Linked DNA regions of Homo sapiens: region 1 is linked to region 2. Evidence: chromatin loops called from intact Hi-C (ENCODE). Cell type or tissue: heart right ventricle. All regions are shown on one strand. Links, peaks and the distances in the headings refer to the core of each region. The heading gives the core; the rest is flanking DNA. Region 1 has its middle 130 kb from the start of P2RY1. Region 2 has its middle 240 kb from the start of MBNL1-AS1.

Region 1 (9,917 bases), core at 874-8,873, 450 kb after region 2:
CTCAACCTTATAAAATTGGATCTTTTACTTGAGCAGTGAGACTTGTACCTCTTTAGCACCTGTGTATTTTGGCAACTTTGCTTTTGAAACATCATTTGGAGCACTAAGGGAACAATTGGTGCTTAGAGAGACATTAAAGAAATGCTAAATGCTATTTAAAATTTTGTGGGTGTTTTTTCTTGGTTTTGTTTGGTTTGATTTTTGGTGCATGGAAAAGAATAAGACTTTTGGGACATCAGCCCTGTTAAGAAGAAAATGGAATGTTTGAATTGCATCAGGTGAAAAATGTTTACCCCAATGTCACATTACTAAGTTAATGCATTCAGGACTCTCCCATATGAGAGAGTGGTAGACATAGTGTTAACATCACTATAAACCTTTGTCCCAGTCCAGCTTGGTGGCAGAAAGGAAAGGGGAGGGTCCAAAGATTATTACTATAATTTCTATCATACATAATGTATCCAACAAATGATAATTTATCTTCCTCTGGTTTATGTAATTAAGTTTTCCAGTTCAAAAACCATTACTCTTACTGTAGTTCTGAAGTAGTAAATGTAGCAGGGAAAGCCAACCTGTGGCTCATGTATGGTCATGTCCTCCTCCCATGTCTAAAGCAAACATCATTTATCCATTATGTCGCTCATTCTTACCAAGCCCAGAGGAGACCTCAGAATTCTTTTCAACATAGCCTTAAAGCCAGTTACTCCAAAAATTAGAATTGGAACCAAAGGTCAGCTCACAGCTATACAATTATTAGCTGCAAATGGGAGGTGAGGGAGCATTGCTAAATATGTGCCTATCAAAGACCTGAGCAAAGTGAAGCGATTACATAAACAGCTTTCACTTTGCTAATGAAGTAACTGAGTACCTTCTTCAAATATAACTAGTGAGTCATGATTCTAGAACTGAGATTCAAGTCTTCAGTATCTTTGAATTCCATCTTTTCACCATTTCACATGTCCCCTCATACATCTGTCTACACAGATTTATGTTTATATTACATACATTTTTATTTACCTAATCTACACTTTAATTCATTGTCAGAAGCGCCTTCTAACAATACCAAAGATTCTATTTGTATTTAATTGGAACTAAACATATATTGGCTGCCATACTAAATTTTACTCTATCCAGATTGAAAGCATTGTCCCACTGTTTTAAAATACCACAGATTTATTATTTACAATCAAGGGAGGCATGCATCAGTGTAATAATGTGTCTCAACTCAATTTAACATATTACATTCCCCAACTGGAAATGACACAGTAGCCAGGAAGACTAAACTACCATTTACTTTCCTTACTCCGTGTTCAGCTGTAGGCACTGGAGTATGAAATGGCTAGCTACATTCATTACTAGGTTCTGTAGGCTTCTGCTCACAATGTCCACCAAAGCTGCATTAACAGAATAAAATGTATTACAAAATTCCACCATACATTCCCAATAAACATAGTTCACAAAGTATAAATTAAGAGATAGAAATGTGTGTGTAATCATAGAATACATGTTTTCTTTAGCATACAAATTCTGACTATCTGAATATTTCTATCCGTTATAACAACACTACACAAAACTATAACAACTTGCAAAATATTTACTGTGCAGACCAAACCCTGCTGTAATAAACCCACTAATGCAAATCAGTGAAAATGTTTAAACTGTGCTAGAGTTCAGTGAGAGAAGTTAGAGTGCACTGCAGTCATACCTCAGCTATATGGGATCCAGCTCATTGTCTCCATCAGCTTCCACACATTTTCCCTGATGAATTAGCCCCTTTTAGGCACTAACTTCTCCCAGACAGTATATTTTGCTGTATGTGTCAAAATTAACGTGGTAATTCTAAAATTCATATGAAGATTCAAAAAGTTAGAAATAGCCAAGGCAATTTTGAAGAAGTATAAAACTATAGACTTAAACTATCAGAAATCAAGACCTATTGTAAAGCTATATTCATATGATATAATATCACACAGCAAAAATGTGATCATGTGGCCAGTGCGGTGGTTCATGCCTATAATCCCAGTACTTTGAGAGGCTGAGGTGGGCAGATCACTTGAGGTCAGGAGATTGAGACCAGCCTGGTCAACATGGTGAAACCCCATCTCTACTAAAAATATAAAAAAATTAGCCGGGCATGAGGTGCACGCCTGTAGTCCCAGCTACTCGGGAGGCTCAGGCAGGAGAATGGCTTGAACCCAGGAGGCAGAGGTTGCAGTGAGCTGAGATAGCACCATTGCACTACAGCCTGGGCGACAGAGTGAGACTCCATCTAAAAAAAAAGTGATAATGTGTTACCCAGATGCAGCTTCCAAAAAAAATATTTCTTTTATAAGGATTTTAAAAAGAAGCTTTCACTTATTTCAAAGCAGTAGGATATTAATCTCACATTCATATTACTTATTTTCAGCCCATTTCTTTCCTTTTTTAAAAATCCTACCCTAGAATTGACTGACCAGTCACAACAATCAGCAGATACCTTACACCTGTCCACCTCTTCCATGGACTGCCTCAATTGCAAATTGCCTTGTTTGTGGTCTGCCCTTTGCAGGGCAGTTCACACCTAGGTACTGAATATGTAGGGAAGGGTGTAAATGCTTAGCCATTTCAACTCAGCGTAGGACGCTGTGATGGGCAATACTCAACAGAGGTTTTATCAAGCCTGCATCACAGTTCAACTCTCTTCCCCGCCCAGTATGTGTTTTTAGAGAACCCAACATCTGATGAATAAATAATGCATGAATTGCTCATACATAAGTTTGAACAAAAGAAACCAGACACAAAAAAGTATATATTATGTGATTCATTTAAATTAATTTTTAAAACAAAACTAAACCAGAATGATAGAGATCAGAACAATGACTACCTTCAAATGGCTATTGACTGTGAGAGGGTATGAGAAAGCTTTTTGTCTGCTGATAATATTCCATACCTTCATCTTTGTGGTAGTTGCCTATATACCCATGTGACTATATACATGAATACTCAGCACTTGGATCAGCATACACACACACACACACGTACACACACAGTATGTGTGTGTGTATGTATATGTTCAGATTGAAAGGACACAAGGAATACCAAAGAGATTAGATAAGGAGGCATTTATAGTGAAATTTCAGAGTAGCATAAAAAAGAAAAAAATTCTAAAAGCTTCCAGAGGGAAAGAACAAAACACTTACAAATGAATAAATGTCATATTGATAACAAATCTTCAAACTGCAACTGCTGGATTCATGAAGTCAATTAAATTTACAATGAATGAAAAATCGTGATTCTACAATTCTGCACTGTTAAAGCCCAGGAAAAGAAAAAAAGAAAATAATACACAATACTTTACCTTCTTGAGCCTCAATTCATTGAAATGTCATATAGTATAATCTTCTAAAATAAAAATGCAGCATAAAGCTGCCTCAAGAATGTAAATGCATAAATAATAGCTGTAGTGGTGAGTCCAGTCACTACAATGATTTGGAAGTAGTCATGGGAATATACAAGATATCAATATATGGCCAGGTGGGGTGGCTCACACCTGTAATCCCAGTACTTTGGGAGGCCAAGGTGGGTGGATCACCTGAGGTCAGGAGTTCGAGACAAGCCTGACCAATATGGTGAAACCCCGTCTCTCCTAAAACTACAAACAAATTAGCTGGGTGTGGTGGCGGATAGATCCCAGCTACTCAGGGGCTGAGGCAGGAGAATTGCTTGAACTCGGGAGGCGGAGGTTGTGGTTAGCCGAGATTGCACCATTGCACTCCAGCCTGAGCAACAGAATGAGACTCTGTCTCAAAAATTTTATATATATATATAAAATAACTAATTTGATATGAAAATATCTATAAATTATATTCGTTGTTTGTTACCTACATGCATAACTGAAGGAAATGCTAAATCTCAGTGAGAACTAAATTAAAACAAAGACATGAAGTGGAAGCCAGAGGTGAGTTCAAATTCCAGATCTGTTACTCATTTGTACAAATAAGTTAGATAATTGCTTAAGCCCTTCGAACTACAGTCTCCTTATGTTTCAACGGAGATAATACTTTCTACTTCACAGGGCTGTTGGAAGGATTGTTAGATGATCTAAGAAGACTCTAGCAATGTCTCTAGTAGATTTGCCTGCCATCTGAAGCCCTTATATTCCACCCACTCTCTGTGAATAAGCCAAATCTTGACCTCTCCCCAATCTCTCTCAGTTTTAACTCAGCTTCCAACCTCAATTTTCAAGCAGAAGATTTCCAAATAAAGATGTATATTTTCTTATTTATTTGAAATGATATCTGGAATAGTAGTTTCCAACCTCCTCATTGGATTAGATTATATCCCTGTACATTCTGCAGGTAAGAATAAAATGTTTGACAGAGAAACACGTTGTATTGTTTCTGTCAATATGGATGCTGTTATATTGTTTGAAGCAAATTATTTTACACAAATATGGGTCTCGATATGATTATATGCTATGCAAACAAACATATACATGCATAAGAGACTGGAAACAGAATTCTGAACTGGCTCAGCTTAAATCCAGTCATCTGGATCATGAAATCAGCATATCTGCTACCACCTGGTGGTAGTTTACCCAAATTCTGGTTACACTTTCTTGTGTGCTTGAATACCTTGATCAATACAACTCTCAGTCTACAAATCTAAAGCATGTTGCCAAACTCAAACCAGTCCGGGGAGTACATTTCCACATTTTTAGGCATCTGTCCAGATGCTTCATTTGCTTTCCTTCACAGAGTAAATCATTACCAAATGGAAGTAGTGTTGATGCTTTCGCTATAGTACCATTCCAGCCTTATTTCCTATTATTTCCATTGAGGCCACACACACTCCAGCAAAATTATCTGCTCACTGCTTCTTACACATTGCCTGTACTCCTCTCCCCAGCTTGTCATGTCGTCTCTTATGACCATGTGTATGCCTACAAACCAAATAGTCTAATGCCATCTTCTCCACGAAATCTTTTCACTTTGCCCAGAGGGACATACTCCTTTCTCTTCTGTTATCTCCTAAAGCAATTCATTGTAACATCCATCCTCATACTATGTAACACTTAGTACTACAGTCATTTATATAGTTATTGTACTGAAGACTGCAGGCAATTGTAACACAATGGTAAGTATTTGTGTATCTAAACAGAAAAGGTATCGTAAACACACAATCTTTTGGTACCACTGTTAAATATGTGATCTGCCACTGACTGAAATGTTGTTCAGTGGTACATAACTATATGTGTTTGTGTGTATACATACATGTACATAGGCAAGTCCCTTCTGTCTATGAGCTTGTAAAATCAAAAGCAAGCTAGTTACTTCCTAGATACAATGGGGATACAGGTATTAGGTAAATACAGCCATTCCAAATGAGAGAAATTGACCAAAACAAAGGGGTTACCGGGCCCAGGCAAGTCCAAAATCCAGCGGGACAGTCAAATTTTAAAGCCCCAAAATGATCTCCTTTGACTCCATATCTCACATCCAGTCACACTGATGGAAGAAGTGGGCTCCCATGGTCATAGGAAGCTCCACCCCTGTGGCTTTGCAGGGTACAGCCTCCCTCCCGGCTGCTTTCACAGGCCGGTGTTGTCTGCAGCTTTTCCAGGCACACAGTGCACGCTGTCGGTGGATCTATCATTCTGGGGTCTGGAGGACGGTGGCCCTCTTGTTACAGCTCCACTAGGCAGTGCCCCAGTAGGGACTTTGTGTGGGGGCTTTGACCCCACATTCCCCTTCCACACTGCCCTAGCAGAGGTTCTCCATTAGGGCCCCACCCCTGCAGCAAACTTTTGCTTGGGCATCCAGGCATTTCCATACATCTTCTGAAATCTAGGCAGAGGTTCCCAAACCCCAGTTCTTGACTTCTGTGCACCCACAGGCTCAACACTACATGGAAGCCACCAAAGTTTGGGGCTTGCAACCTGTGAAACCATGGGCTGAGCAGTACCTTGGCCCCTTTTAACAATGGCTGGAGCAGCTGGGACACAGGGCACCAAGTCCCTAGGCTGCACACAGCATGGGGACCCTGGGCCAGGCCTACAAAACCACTTTTTCCTCCTAGGCCTCTGGGTCTGTGATGGGAGGGGCTGCATGAAGACCTATGACATTCTCTGGAGACATTTTCCCCATTGTCTTGGGGATTAACATTCAGCTCTTTGTTTCTTATGCAAATTTCTGCAGCCGGCTTACATTTTCCCTCAGAAAAATGGGTTTTTCTTTTCTACTGCATCATCAGGCCTTAAATTTTCCAAAATTTTATGCTCTGTTTCCCTTTTAAAATGGAATGCTTTTAACAGTACCAAAGTCACCTCTTGAATGCTTTGCTGCTTAGAAATGTCTTCTGCCAGATACCCTAAATCATCTCTCAAGTTCAAAGTTTCACAAGTCTCTAGGGCAGGGCAAAATGCTGCTAGTCCCTTTGCTAAAGCATCACAAGAGTCACCTTTGCTCCAGTTCCCAACAAGTTCCTCATCTCCATCTGAGACCACCTCAGCCTACACCTTATTATATATGTCACTATCAGGCTTTTGGTCAAAGCCATTCAACAAGTCTCTAGGAAGTTCCAAACTTTCCCACATTTTCCTGTCTTCTTCTGAGCCCTCCAAACTATTCCAACCTCTGCCTGTTACCCAGTTCCAAAATCACTTCCACATTTTCAGGTATCTTTTCAGCAACACCCGTTCTACTGATACCAGTTGACTGTATTAGTCCGTTTTCATACCCAATAAAGACATACCTGAGACTAGGAAGAAAAAGGTTTAATTGGACTTACAGTTCCACATGGCTGGGGAGGCCTCAGAATCATGGTGGGAGACGAAAGGCACTTCTTACATGGTGGTACCAAGAGAAAATGAGAGAGACACAAAAGCAAAAACCCCTGATAGGCTGGAGTGCAATGGCATGATCTTGGCTCACTGCAACCTCCACATCCTGGGTTCAAGTGATTCTCCTGCCTCAGCCTCCTGAATAGCTGGGATTACAGGCACCTGCCACCATGCCCGGCTAATTTTTGTATTTTTAGTAGAGATGGGGTTTCGCCATGTTGGCCAGGCTGGTCTCAAGCTCCTGACCTCAGGAGATCCGCCTGCCTTGGCCTCCCAAAGTGCTGGGATTACAGGAGTGAGTCACAGCACCTGGCCATTGTTTAAGAATTTTTATAGAGCATGCTCTTTAGCCCCCTTGCCCCACCTTTCCTAGAGGTTGGTGAGTGAAGCTGAAAGTACTCTCTAGTTGTCTAATTACTTGGTCTTTCTCGTGACCAGCCCTATTCTGGGGCTATTAGGTCCCACCCCATGTAACCTCATTAGCATGAATTCAAGTGTTATCAAAGGGGCTTATTGTGACTATCAAAAAATAAATACTCCTATCACTCAGGAAATTCCAGGGGTTTTAGGAGCTCTATTACAAGGGCAAAAAAACAATATACAGTATTTCAAATTATCCTGCAGGAGACGATTGAACTCAGTAAAAGCCATGGAGAAGATGGGATTGATATGAAAGATTCTGCAAAGGCCGAATCTATAGAATATAATGAGTGACTAGCAGGAGGGTAGGAAAGAGAAAAAACTCAAGATAGTTTTACATTTTTGAGTCTAGGTGACTGGGAGAATAGAGGAGAATGCGGAGTCTGTAATAGAAAACAATATTTAAAACAATCTCTTAAGAACAAATTTTTGATGCCCTGGTTTTGGTCTACTAATTTTCATAATTTATCACCAGAAAAAAAATTTACATCTGGGCTATATAACTCATGAGTATGTTATTATTAAAAGATGATAGAGATAGCCATGAAGAACCACTAGTAAATCTGTGAATCTTGGTTTCTTGGTGCTACTATATTTAAGGATAAGTGTATTTGTTAAATGTTCTGCATTTTTGTTAGTGGTACCGTTAGAACTATAATCACCTGGAGAGTCCCTCCTGCCCATAGCACAGATAAAACCAGTTCACTGAGATCATGCAATTGGAGTAGAGAAAGAGTTTTATTGACTCCAGCCTGGCCACACAGAAGAACTGGAGTTCTTCTCCCAGTCTTCAGTCTTGTCTTCAGTCTCCCCAGAGGCTCAAAGGCTAGGGGTTTTATGGACAATTTGGTAGGCAGGGGGCTAGGGGAAGGGTGCTGCTGACTGGTTGAAGATAAAATTATAGGGGTGTGGAAAATGGTCCCTGTGCACTGAGCTTATCTCTGGGTGGGGCTACAGGACCAGTTGAGTCATGAGTCATAAGTCCAGGTGGGGTCAGTCTGAAAAACATCTTTTAAAAAACACTTAGATTCTACAATAATGATGTTATATATAGTAGCAATTGGGGAAGTTACAAATCTTGTGACTTCCTGAGAAGTCAGGGATTATAGAAACTGTGCCTTCATTTTAGCAGAACTCTGGCCTCTCCTATAGTACTAATCTTGTGACCTTTCATTAGTCTTAAAAACAGCCCACGAACAGGGAAGGGATTAGTTGTAGGGAGAAACTATTATGATCCTTGCTTCAAAGTTAAACTATAAACTGAATTCTTCCCAAAGTTAGTGTGGTCTACACCCAGGAAGGATCAAGGATAGTGTGGAGGTCAGAAGCAAGATGGAGTCAACTATGTCAGATTTCTCTTACTGTCATAATTTTGCAAAGGTGGTTTTAGAACTGAAATTAAAATTGATACCTGGAGGTAAAGTGTTTCTATTAAAAAAAAAACCTAAAATATATGTAATTGGCTTTAGGACTAGTAGCTAGCATAGGGCAGAAAGCCCTCAAAAATTATAAATGGAGGCTGGACAGACTGTAAGGACATTGTTATTGAAGACTGAAGAAAAGATTACCCATGTTATGTAGTCGTAAAACATTTGGCAACATTTTTGCTTGCAATAGTATGGAAGATGGCTTGTAGATATAACTAAGAACATTTTCAGATGGCATTTTTTGAAAGTGCCAAGTGTTGTTTTTTAATTGTGTGTGATAAGAAAAAAAATAGATGAACTGAAGAAAAAGTTGTTCTGTTTTCAAGTAGCATATAGAGGAAACATTTCCAATCCCAGAATCACTGGTTTGGAAAATAAATTTTTTTGTCATTCTCAAACTCCCAGGTCACAAAATATACTCAAAGTAAATTGAAACCTAGAGGCAATGCCAGGGCACTGCCAGGAAAACACCACCTCACAGCCAAGATTAGTGCAGGGGTGTGGTTGTAAGATTCTGTGTTGAGATCTCAGAAAAATGTAATGGAGTACCTTTTAGATGCTCCCAGCCAGACAAAAGAACTTCTAAGAATCTTAAGATCAAGTCTCATAGACTCTCTCAGTTAAAAAAGTGGGCCTCCAAGAATCTTTTATTTATTTTATTATTATTTTTTAAATTTTTTTGAGACAGGATCTCACTCTCTCACCCAGGCTGGAGTGCAATGGTGCTATCTCAGCTCACTTCAACCTCCACCTCCCAGTGTCAAGTGATTCTCGTGCCTCAGCCTCCCCAGTAGTCGGGACTATAGGCATGCACCAGCACACCTGACTAATTTTTGTATTTTTGGTAGAGACAGAGTTTCATCATATTGGCCAGGCTAGTCTCAAACTCCTGGCCTCAAGTGGTCTGCCTGCTTTGGCCTCCCAAAGTGCTAGGGTTACAGGCATGAGACACCACGCCCAGCCCCATAAAGGCATTATTCTTATACTCTGTTTATCACATACACAAAAAAGAGCTTCTAAGAATTTTTAAGATGTCCCATAGCCCAAGGTAGAGATAGGCCTGCTTGAAATTTGTAGGTGTTTTTTTCTAATAGAGATTGTAATTTGATACATGGAAAACCCACATCATTTTTTAAAGAATTGTAAAAGCTTGGACCAAATAGTACAAAGACAATTTAAAATTAAAAAGCATCTGGGCCCCCAAGCTCCTATGGGTAGAAAGCAGGCTGAAAAAGCTACACAACTCTAAA
Region 2 (12,812 bases), core at 2,300-10,299:
TCTTATTTTACTATGTCTTGAAAAGTTGTTGTAGTTAGTATTTTTTATTGGTTCATCATTTACTCTTTCTACTTAGGATACAAGTAGCTTATACAACACAGTTAAGTGTTATAATACTTTGTGTTGTCCTGTTTACTTACTATTACCAGTAAGTTTTGTACCTTCAGGACATTCATTGCTCATGAATGTCCTTTTCTTTCTGTGTGAAGTACTCCCTCTAGCATTTCTTGTAGGACAGATCTAGAATTAATAAAATCCCTTAGCTTTTATTTTTCTGGGAAAGTCTTTATTTCTCCTCCATGCTTGAAGTATAGTTTCACTGGATATACTCTCCTTGGGTAAATTTTTTTTCTTCAGCATTTTAAATAAGTCATGCCACTTTCTTTTGCCCTGCAAGGTTTCCACTTAAAAGTCTGCTGCCAGATGCATTGGAGCTCTATTATATGTTATTCTTTTCTTTTCTTTTGCTGCTTTTCAATCCTTTCTGAATCCTTGACCTTTGGGAATTTGATTATTAAACACATTGAGGCAGTCTTCTTTGAGCTAAAACTGCTTGGTGTTCTATAACCTTCTTGTACTTGAATATCTCTCTCTAGGTTTGCGAAGTTCTCTGTTACTATCCCTTTAAATAAACTTTCTACCTCTATCTCTTTCTCTTCCTCCTCTTTAAGGCCAATAACTCTTAGATTTGCCTTTTGAGGCTCTTTTTTTAGATCCTGTAGGCTTTCTTCTGACTGTGTATTTTCACATAGTCTGTCTTTAATTCACTAATTCTTTCTTCTGCTTGATCCATTCTGCTGTTAAAGGACTGTCTTCAGTGTGCCAACTGCATTTTTCGACTCCAAAATTTCTGCATGATTCTTTTTAATTATTTCAATCTCTGTTAAATGTATCCGATGGAATTCTAAATTCCATCTCTGTGTTATCTTGAGTTTATTTGCATTTCCTCAACACAGCTATTTTGAATTCTCTATCTGAAAGGTCACATATATCTGGCATTGTTCCCTGGTGCCTTATTTAGATAATTTGGTGAGGTCATGTTTTCCTGGATGGTGTTGATACTAATAACTGTTCTTTGGTGTCTAAGCATTGAAGAGTTAGGTATTTATTATAGTCTTCACTGTCTGGGCTAATTTGTAGCTGTCCTCCTTGGGAAGACTTTCCAGATATTTAAAAGGACATGGGTGTTGTGATCTAAGCTGTTTCTGCTTTAGGGGGGATCCCAAACCTAATAACACTGCAGTTCTTGCAGACTCATAGAGGCACTGCCTTGATGGCCTTGGACAAGGTCTGGGGGAGTTCTCTGGATTACCAGGTAAAGAATTTTGTTCTCTTCTCTTACTTTCTCCCAAATACACAGTCTCTCTCTCTGTTTTGAACCACCTAAAGCTGTAAATGGATGACACAAGCACCCCTGTGTCCACCACCACTATGACTTCTATGGGTCAGACCTGAAGCCAGGACAGCACGGGGTCTCACCCAAGGCCTGCTTTAACCACTTTAACCACTCCCTGAATACTACCTATGTTTGCTCAAGGCCCTTGGACTCTAAAATCAGCAGGTAGCAAAGCCAGCCAGATCTGTGTTTTTCCCTTCAGGGTAGCAAGGTCCCCCAGGCCCTGGGTGGGTCCAGAAGTGCCATCCAGGAGTCATGGACTAGAGTCAAAAACCTTAGAAGTCTACCTGATGTTCTATTATATTATGGCCGAGCTGGCACTCAAACCATAAGATGCCATAATTCCCACCCTTCCTTCCCCTTTCCGAAGGCAGAGGATCCTCACCTCCATAGCCAATGCCACACCTGGCCACGAGGAATACTGCCAGACTACCACCAAAGTTCCTTTAAAGCCAAGGTCTCTTAAGTCAGCTTGTGGCAAATGCTGCCTGGCCTGGTTCTCACTCTTTAGAACAGTGGGCTCCCTCTTGCCCAGGACAGGTCCAGAAATGCTGTCCGAGAGTCAAGTCCTGGAATTGGGGAACCCAAGAGCCTGCTTGGCGCTCTACTCCCTTGTGGCAGTGTTGGTACCTAAGGTGCAAGAAAAAGTCCCCTTTACTTTGCCCTGTGCTTTTCTCAAGCAGAAGGAGTTTTGCCCCATAGCCACCACAGGTGGTTATGTGTGAGTATCACCTGAAGCCAGCAAGTCTCATAGGCCCACCAAAGCCCTTGATGTGCACCTCTCTATTGCTACTGGTTATTCAGGACCCAAGGGCTCCTCAGTTAGCAGAATACTGGCAGGACTGAGTCCTTTCCTTCAAGGCAGTGGGTTCCCTTCTAGCCCAGGGTGTGTCTGGAAATGTCGTGTGGGAATTAGGGCCTGGAATAGAGGCCTCATGACTTTAATCAGTGCCTTATTCTGCTATGGCTGAGCTGGTATCAAAGATGCAAGACAAAGTCCTCCCCGCTCTTCCCTCTCCTCTCTTTAAGCAGAAGGAAGGGGTCTTTTTTGGAACCATAAGCTGCGCAGCATGGGGTTAAGAGAGGAATGATGCCAGCACTCCCTAGGCCGCCCCAACTGGTGTCTCAGTATGTCACATGCCCCTCCAGTCCACTACCTCTGTGCCTAGTTCAGCCCTAGGACTCGCCTACAAGTTGCAGTCCTAATGGACTGAACTGCCTTTCATGTTTACCTAGAGACCCAAGGCACTGTGGCCCTCGGTGGTGAGGTTTGCAGGCACTCAAGTTCAGACCACTGGACTAGGTGATTCCCCTCTGACTAGGGCTGGTTTAAATGTTGCCTTTGTGGGCGAGCATCAGCTGAGGTTGGTCTCATTTTCCTTTCTGCTCTAAGAGAACAGTCTGAGCTCAGTGCCTCATGATTGCTGTGTTTTTTCCTCCCCAGTTCCCAGAAATGCTCTCCACATCATGCTGCTGCTGTGGTAGGTGGGAGGACGGGCGGCATTGGTGATTCAGGACTTAAAAAAGAAATCTTTTCATTGCCTCTTTCAGCAATACGAAGTTAAAGCCAGGTACTATGAGTGCTCATTTGATTTTTTATTCTTATGCAGGTGTTTTTTTCTGTGTAGAGAGTTGTTAACTTGGTGTCCTTGCAGGGAGGATGATCAGAGGAACTTTCTGAGGATGATCAGAGGAATGTTCTGCCATCTTGCTCTGCCTCCTAATTATTATTAATCTTAATAGCTGTATCCAACATTTATAGCAATGTATCAGTTTCATGTACAAGACACTATTGTATGCTCAAGGAACACTAACTCATCTAATCATTACCAGTTTGCAGGTCAGAAATAAGAAAACTGAGATTTAGGAGGTTATAGGCATCATGTTAAGTCATACAGCTTACTAGACTCTAAATTAGAACACGTAGTCTCTAACCTAGGTCTCTCACTCCAGAGCTAATGCTCTGACATCAGAGCCGCACACTCTGATGAATGTGTGTAAGGGAAAGAGCATAGGAACTGGAGTCAGTTGACTTATATTCTAGCCCCATCTCTGCTACAGTAAGACCTGGTTCAGGTCAATCAAGCTCTATGGCACTAAGTTGGAGTTGTACTAAGTGAGTTCAAAACTCTACTAAAGTAAGCAGCAATATTATATGATCCTTTATTTGCTATTTCCAGAATAGGGATAGATTTATGCACTTCAAATACTTCTCATGGTCAGCTGCGTCATCTGTGATATGGCCAGCTTTGAGTAAGGGTACATTCCAGAGTCACGGAAAAGAAAAGCTACCTGCCCATATTACACTGACATCATTAAAACTATACTGTCACCAAGTACTCTAACAGTAACCTAAGATTCCATGCAGGCCTAAAACTAATGCTAAATTCTCAGAAGCCATAGGGGTGAGCTGATATCAGAACAGTCTACATCCATGTGATAAGTGCAGTGGACATAATAAGCTTCAAGTTTAATTATTTAATACTAATAATATTGGGTTTGACTAATCCACTGTTGGACCAACTTTAGCCATGTGTTAAGTACAATTTTGAATACAAAAACTACTTCAGTTTCTTAAGTAAATGCAAAAGAAAACAGCTTTTCAAAAGAAAGCAAAGATGAAAATATATATTGTATATATACATAAATGATAATATGGCAGAGTTCACAGTATAGCATTGAAGAAAAAAATAACTAGGGCTAAGAAAGAACAGTTCTCGGTATCTAATTCACTAGAATTAAAAGGCAGTCTCTTCAGGATGATGGGAGAAAAATTAACCCGAAAAACTTTTCATCTTTTTGTCACTCAAGGGACAAGTTTAGGACATATGAAATCTCATTGGTCAAGGTTGGATTCTGTGCCCACCTCTTGCACAAGGCAAATGGCATCTTGTTTCATAGACCAACTAAGAGAACTGTCATGGTTCCACAAAAGCTGAGCTAATGTTACAGAAGAAGAGTGAATACTGCAGGAAATTATGACAGGGAACAGATAAGTCCTATACTTACTACATTTTCCCGTCCATTATACTCCATAGAGTAATTTCATTAGACTTACTGTAATACCATACATTAGAGTAATACCATATTTAATTTGGCTACATGTATCTGAAAACTCAAACAACAGTGCCTTAAGTTTAAAGTTTATTTCTCTCTCACATAAAAGAGGTAGGCATATAGGGCCATTCAACAATTAGCTGGCTTCCCTCTTCAAAGTCACCTTCAAGGTGGCTTCTGAAACTTCATTCATGAAATCTGATTTTCAGGCAATAGGAAGGAGGAAGGGGGAAGGCAAAAGAAAATACCTCTCAAATGAGTCAGATTCTAATAAGCAGCCCTCCCAGAAGTCCCCCATGCTTAAAATTACATCCCAGTAGTCCAGAACTTTGTCACCTAGCTGCAAGCAGGGCTGGCTTCGATCTAGTCCGTTACAAGAGTGTATTATAGCCCCATTATGATTTGGGTTCTATTACTAAGGAAGGAAAGAGTGAATACTCTCTCTTCATCTTAGAAATTACTCTTCTAATTTTCATAGTGCAGGATTAATTCAGGGTCATTATAACAATCTGAGAGTTTTAAACAACTCAATTTTTAGCAATCAATGAAGTCATTATATAAGTCTAAGATTTAAAGTCTTTTCCCCCTTCTTGCCAATCATTTGTATTTTTTTCTTAATTGGCTGCTATTTTCAATCAAGTACAATTGCTTTAAAGTGAAGTTAGAGTCACATTCCACTGATTAGAGTTGTCTTCTAATGATTAATGAGCCAGTCTTAAATTCACACTGAGCTTATTTGGAACACGATAGCATCGTTCAGTAATGAACTTTTGAGAGATTATTTATTTCCCGTTGCCATATTTCTAATCAAGTGCTCATATGCATAATGAATGCTTCAAGAGAAATCAGTTTTTGTCTTGTTTACAAGAAGAGTCATTTTAATGGCAAACCATAAGCATGTTGAGATAGATTGTCTAGTCAAACCTGAAAATGAATTAAAATATTTTAAGAATTCATAAACCAGTGAAATATAATTATCTTTAAAATTCTAATAAAATCACATGAACCCAGAAATGTAAGACCTTGGAATTCATTTACTTCAACCTTCAAATTAATGTCATGAATATAATGACCAGCAGGTGGTTCTCTAACATCTTGTGGACACCTTTGGAAGCTGAAAACTTATTACTTCTTGTCAGTCCCTTCCAGATGGCACCAATTGTTAGAACATTTCTTTACTAAGCAAAGCCACAAAATATACTTTCCCTATCATCATCTTTAATTTTTTGTCTTCTTCTACCACGCCAGATGCCAGATATGTGTGTATGTGCTAGGTATTTATTTAGCAAAATAAGTTGCCATCAATACTGACAGGCATATTACAACAAATTTTCATTTTGGGAAAGGATAGTAAAAGTGGTGAAAAAGATTACCAAAGAGCTAAATAAGTTAGGAAAGAGGATTAAGGGTGACAGATTTGGGAGAGGCAGGGAAGCCTACTTTGATAGGCAAAGTTTGACAGAGACCTGAGGGAAGTGAGGGTCCTATCTATGCAGATATTTAACTCTTTGCCCACATTTTGGGCAGACAAAACAGAAAGTGAAGAGGCCCTGGGGGAGGAGGTGAGTTTGGTTGGGTGTGTTTGAGGAATACCAAGAAGACTAGAGTTAGCAGAGCAGAGTGAGTGAAGAGAATATGGTAGGTGATTAAGATAGACAGTGAGGCGGGTTGTGAAGGGGACATGAAGTCTTTGGAAGGTTTTAACAAAGGAGTGACATGATATTTCTTAGATTTAAAAGAATAATTCTGTCTGATGTGTGAAAAATAGATTATAAGGCAAGGGAGAAGTAGAGAGACCATTTAGGCTGCTAAGTGGAGATGGTAGCTTATGTCAAGGTATAACAATGTATAAATGGTCTGATTCTAGCTGTATTTTGAAAGAAGGGCCTATAAGATGCCTAATGGATTGAATGTGCACAAAAGAACTAAATATAGTGAATCAGATTATTTTAACTTGAGCACCTGGAAGAATGACTGTATCACTTACTGAAGTAGGGAATCTTGGGGAACAGGCACATTTATGCAGGAAAAAATCAATACTTGCTTTGCATTTTATTACGCCATTTAGGCATACAAATGAGGATATTCAGTAGGCAAGTAGATATATAAATTAAAATTCATCTGAACACCATTAGTCCAATGTCTTTAGAGTTGTTCGATTTATAGGATATCATCTATATTGTTTCCTCTTTACTGCTTTGAGAGGGTTGAGCTTGATGATGACAAAACGTTTTTTTCAGGTTATATTTCAATATTAATGATATCATAATCCCAATAGTACATTGGAAGATTTTTCTTTGAGTTTGTAAATTATAGTGGATACTACAGTGTACCCCACCACCTTCAGGATGAAGGCACTTAGTTACCGAGGGTATTGAGTGATTAGAGCTCACAGTTGCATCTTATTTGGAGAATTGCTCTTCCTTCTGTAGAGGCTGCCTTGTATATCCCTTCCTCTGGGTGTAGTTTACATCCAATGACTGGTCAGTGTGGGAAGGGTAATAAGGCTTGGACCCTTTGCCTTGACTTAAGAACACTCTTTTACAAGTACATCACAGTTTTATTATTCTACTTAATTCTTTTCCTTTATTCCTTAGAGGTGCTCCTAGAAAAACTCCCTAATAGATCTCTGACACTCAAGTTTCCATCTCAGAACCTGTTGTTCAGGGAACTCAACTTAAGCCAAAAATATTCTACAAAAGTGAATATTCATAAATAAAATGTTATAAGTTACAAATGTAACAGGAATACTAGTGATTAATTGAATTTGGTATTACTTGCATTATTTATTGTAGCTATCCAAGAACACTGGTTAGAGTATTCAATGAGACTACATCCTGTTTAGAATTATTTTACCTAATGTACACTAATCCAGGCAGAATCAGTCTCATGGCAAATATAGATTTCATTTGCCCTGTATTCTGTTTAAAGCTTAATTAATGATTCATCCATAGACTATCATGCTTAAACAACATCTTATCAAAATTTATATTGAACAAAACAGAAAAAAATTAACGAAATAACACTTCAATTGCAAATATACCTCAAAACAACATGCTAGATTCATCATTTTTATAATGTAAAAATTTCACAAAAGACACTAAGATCAAACTCTCAAAGCTTTTGTTCAGAATATCATCTGTCAATCAAATGCTTCCTTTATGAACACGTTGCTTTTCATTCCAAAAAATTGACATTTCTATGGTTAAGATTATCCTCTCATTTAAAAATCTCTCCCCCAAGTTCCTGTGTCTTTCAGTATTATTTTTTAAAATACGAATAAATGGTCTTTTGATGGATTCAGTTTGTTCACTTGACTACTTACAAACCAGCAAACTTTAAGATAATGTTTCTCCTTTTTTAATTCTTAAAACATTTAAACCTGCTGACTGCATTTTCTTAACTTTCGTTATATATTTACTAACATTGATTTAAGTTGTTTTAGAAACATGGGAAGAAAAACATGACCAATAAATAAGACATATACCTGAAACCCCATTACTTCATTGCTTTCAAAAAACAATACCTTTGACTACAGAAACATCTGTTTATCAGCTGCCTAGAAGTTGCCGACCCTCATTTATTTTGTTCCTTTAGAATTTCAACCTTCAATTTCTTTCATTTTGTTGATAAAGTAAAACTGTATCTTAAAAGAGAAACTAGGCAATGTTATTTTATTTAGATTATTTTAAAGTGAAGTACTCTGTTTTCAAATTATATTTCATGAAAAGAAAATGGAAGATTGTTTTTCTAATCTTAGTTTTAATGACTGAGGTGATCTTTAGTGTATTGGAGATAAATTTCAAGTTTAAACTGTCTGGCTGAAAGTTCATTGTAGAGGGTTTTTGAGGTTTTCTTTGCAAAGAACCCAAATGAAAAAAATATGACACGGATTAAAAATAATTTAGCAGATCTATGATATTATGCATCTCTTAAATGGTCTTACAAGTGATTACATAAGCTAGGTTCTTTTTTGTTTTTATTTAAATTGTAAAATAGGAAAAGTTTATAAGTTTCTTTATTCTAATCTATTCAGTGGCCTAGAATGGTTCCATAAGGCCAGTAAAACTGTAATCAGTGGGCTGAGCAGAGATTTATTTTTAAAGGAGAGGACTTTTAAAGGGATGTGTTCATGACAGGCCTTTAGCTCCACTATGCGATCATTAAGTATGCATTGTATGTCTACTAGTGTTCATGATGGCAAACTGAAGGTTAAGTTCAAAGACCTTGGGGTTAAACAATGCTGACTGAGTTCAGGCTCTACTATTTAGGACTGTGACCATAGCTGTGATCAAGTTTCTATTTCCTCATCTGAGAAATAAGGATAACGACCATGCTAAACTCTTAGGTTTACTGTGAAGTTGAAGTGAAAGTACACATATCACACGCCTAACACAGTGCCTGGTGTAGAGTAAGGACTCGGCAAACTTGACCAATTAGTTATTCTCTGTCTCAGGCTCAAGATAAGACATTGTGTAAAGGCACAGAAAAACAAGAAGACTCAACCCTGAACCCCATGGAGCTTTCTCCCACCCGTCAGACGTTTCCTCCCTGTGAATAGGCATCAGAAAAGCAACAGCTCTCGCTTTTACAAAGTAGTTAATTCATACAAACCTGGAATTTTCAAACAAATTTTGATCAACAACAACAAAGCCAATTACTTAAATCCTTGTGTATATATGATTTTTCAATGTACTGCTTTAGAATTCTCACATTCAGGCTGGGTGTAGTAGCTTAAACCTGTAATCCCAACACTTTGGGAGGCCGAGGTGGGAAGATAACTTGAGGCTGAGAGTTTGAGACCAGATTGCTCAATATAGTGAGACCCTGTCCCTACTATATATATATATACACACACACACATTTTATATATATATATATATCCTGGTATGGTGGCATGTGCCTGTTGTCTCAGCTACTAGGGAGGCTAAGGTGGGAGGATCCCTTGAGCCAAGGAGGTTGAGGCTGCAATAATCCATGACTGCACCACTGCACTCCAGCTTGGGTGACAGGGTGAGACCCTGTTTTCAGAAAACAAACAAACCAAACAAGAATTCTCACAGTTTAAAGAGGAAGAAATGCAAAGGAGAAAACCCATAAGTAAATCAGAATTATTTTCCCTTTATCATACACAATGAATAACTAACTGAAGAAAAGATTGTCTTTAAAAACATGTCATGGTAGAGTGAAAAAAAGGGATATATATTTTAGAATATATGTCTACAGCTTCCTCTGGAATTCCAACTTTGCTCAGGATACTTTTGTTACTGCTATAAAATAGAAAGGTACCAGCCTGGCCAACACAGTGAAACCCCGTCTCTACTAAAAATACAAAAAAATTAGCTGGGCGTGGGGGCGGGCACCTGTAATCCCAGCTACTCAGGAGGTTGAGGCAGGAGAATTGCTTCAATCTGGGAGGCAGAGGTTGCAGTGAGCCAAGATCATGCCATTGCACTCCAGCCTGGGTGACAGAGCTAGATTCAGTCTCAAAAAATAATAATAAAATAAAATAAAATAAAATAAAATAAAATAAAATAAAATAAAATAAAATAAAATAAAATAGAAAGGCAGTCCTGAGTGAAGGTGACGACATCAAGACTGATTTGGTGAAGGTTGTTAGGTGACAATAATTATTAATAGCTCCATTTTGTGGACTAAAAAAACTAAACCAAACAAAAACCAAAAAAACCCCTCAATTTTAATTTTAGATCTCAAAAAAGATGAACCATAGCATGAACTGTTAGACAAGGCAAAATAATTCAAAAGGGGCCTTCTTGGTATTTCAGAAAAGAGGAATTGAGATTTTTTTCAAAAGTTAAATTTAAGAAAAAGCCTGATTATAATAAAAGCTGCTTTTCTTAAGAGATACCATTCAGAATTGATTACCTTCTTTCACACGATACAACATTAGATATGATTAGATATGATTGACAAGCATGCCAAAGGCTTCATTCTTCTAGCTGATTATCAACTTTTCTTCCTGGGAGCCAATTTCAATGAGCTGTTATATTTTGAAGTGCTGTCACAGATTTATTGGAAGGAACTAGAAATGTTAGTTCCTTATGTCTGCAATTCCAGTAGGAATTCCATGTCTGAGTATTTTAAGTTTAATAATATAATTTTAAAGAAATTTTTAGAACTGTATGGAGAAATGGAGCAGAATTACCACAAATAAATATTTATAGGAAAGCTATAGAACATCAGAACAGTGCTTCCTATAGTCAATCATATTTAACTGCCTGTTATTGTGAATTGATATATGTTGTTGCAAACAGTGAACTGAATACTAGACTAGCACATAAAAGTCAAATGAAATAGAGTTGTTAATACTTTTTTGAGCAGAAATCGAGTAAGTACTCCTTGTAGCATGAAAGGATACATCTAACTCTTAGAAAATCTATTTTCTGCTGAAGGGAAGGTGTGACCATTTATACAGTTAAAGTTAATCAGGCTGGGTGCAGTGGCTCACGCTTCTAATTCTAGCACTTTGGGAGGCTGAGGTGCGTGGATTGCTTGAGCCCAGGGGTTCAAGACCAGCCTGGGCAACATGGTGAAATCCTGTCTCTACAAAAAATACAAAAAAATTAGCTGGGTATGGTGGTGTGCACCTGTAGCCCCAGCTACTCCAGAGGCTGGGTTGAGAGGATCACTTGAGCCTGGGAGGGCAAGGTGGAAGTGAGCTGTGACCGCCCCACTGTGCTCCAGACTGAGCAACAGAGCAAGACCCTGTCTTAAAAAATAAAGAATAAAGTTAATTAATCCTTCATGGGACAAATGAGTCTATAAAAATATCACAAACTAAGGATGTCTAACCTGCATAGAATGTCACTATCTTTCTAGAAGTAACACTTGAAAATTACTTAGGATGGTGTCTGGCACATGGTAGATGCTCAATAAATGTTAACTGTATCATCATTTAGAAATGGTATTAGGGGCTGGGTGTGTTGGCTTACGCCTGTAATCTCAGCACTTTGGGAGGCTGAGGCCCTTGAGTTCAAGAGTTTCAAGAGTTTGACACCAGCCTGGCCAACATGGTGAAACCCTGTCTCTACCAAAAATACAAAAATTTAGCTAGTTATGGTGGTGGGTGCCTGTAGTCCCAGCTACTCGGGTGACTGAGGCATGGAATCGCTTGAACCCAGAGGTGGAGATTGCAGTGAGCCAAGATCATGCCATTGCACTCCAGCCTGAGCAACAGAGAGAGACTCCATCTTAAAAATAAAAAAAAAAAGAAAGAAAGAAAGAAAAAGAAAGAAAGAAATAGTATTTAGTTGGAAGTTAGAAAGATCTAAAAATAAGTGGCTTAAAAATACATTAACTTTTTGCTTATGTACCATGGAGTCCAGAAGCAGGCTGTTCAAGTTTGGTAGTATATTGACTACTTTGGCTATATTATATTATCAAACTCTCAGAACACTTCTGTTAAAGTTTACATCCTCAGAACCACCTCATGCTCACAAGACGGCTGCCCGGAGTCTATTTTTCATATACAAGTGCAAAGAAGGAAGAGAAAAGAAAGGTGGTTCTGCAAAGGGATGAATGCCAGCTGGATACACACACACGTGCACACGCGCACACACACACACACACACACACACACACAGAGAGAAAGGTTTCTAGAACCCTACCCAACAACTTTTGCCCAAATATCATTAACCTAAACTCAGTCACATGCCTTCCTTTTTCTTTAAGATGGAAATATTGTATTTTAGCTGAATGCATTGCTAAACATAATGAAATCAAATTTCTGTTGTTAAGAAATAAGGGAAAATTATACATTGGTGTTATGTGGGAAATTTACAGAAAAGAATTACATAGGGGAAAATTGGATTTGGGGAGGGAATTAGAAATCTTTCCCATTGTTATTAATGAGATTATGTTTATTTGGAAGTTTACGAATAAACTAATCCTTTTTCAGGTGTTTGCTTCTCTGTGGGACTAAAATATTTTCCTTTCAGCAATGTGCTGGAGAAGCCAGCTTATACCTACTTGCAGGAACCAATTGAGAAATTCTTAAGAATTTTGTAAGTCAGTAATGAAACACAGCCATTATTTTAAAAATAAATACTATAAATATGGAATTAAATTATGTTAGAAACAAAGGATAGTAAATACTTAGAACAGCTCACTTCCTAATTTTTTTCTACAATTTACTGTTATCTGTGCTGTTGGCATGATGTACATCTATTGTATCTGTATAGTGAAAATATTATGTGATAGAAACCTGTATAATGGTATCTACTGTACCTCTCTTCCCAACTCTGAATTCAGTAACATCACTTTGGTATCTTAAAACTGGCCATATAGGGAATATTTACATCACAGAAGTTGACAAACACTAAAATGAGGGCCCTTTTCC

What was found. Peaks named below come from ENCODE experiments on the same cell type or tissue, not always from the same donor. Only the 100,000 strongest peaks of a DNase experiment are listed, where the experiment ranks them.
Region 1: a loop joins it to region 2, with 2.6 times the contacts of the local background. A loop is called at or near these places in 9 of 110 quality-filtered maps.

Annotation. Positions count from the first base shown.
Region 1 is chr3:152,956,856-152,966,772 of GRCh38, forward strand. No RefSeq gene overlaps it. Among named protein-coding and RNA genes, the nearest start is that of P2RY1, 130 kb to the left of the region's middle. In heart right ventricle, for the core only: a CTCF peak has its summit at 4,582 (motif pointing left); no DNase peak of the experiment used is centred there.
Region 2 is chr3:152,503,341-152,516,152 of GRCh38, forward strand. No RefSeq gene overlaps it. Among named protein-coding and RNA genes, the nearest start is that of MBNL1-AS1, 240 kb to the left of the region's middle. In heart right ventricle, for the core only: CTCF peaks have their summits at 5,509 (motif pointing right) and 5,708; no DNase peak of the experiment used is centred there.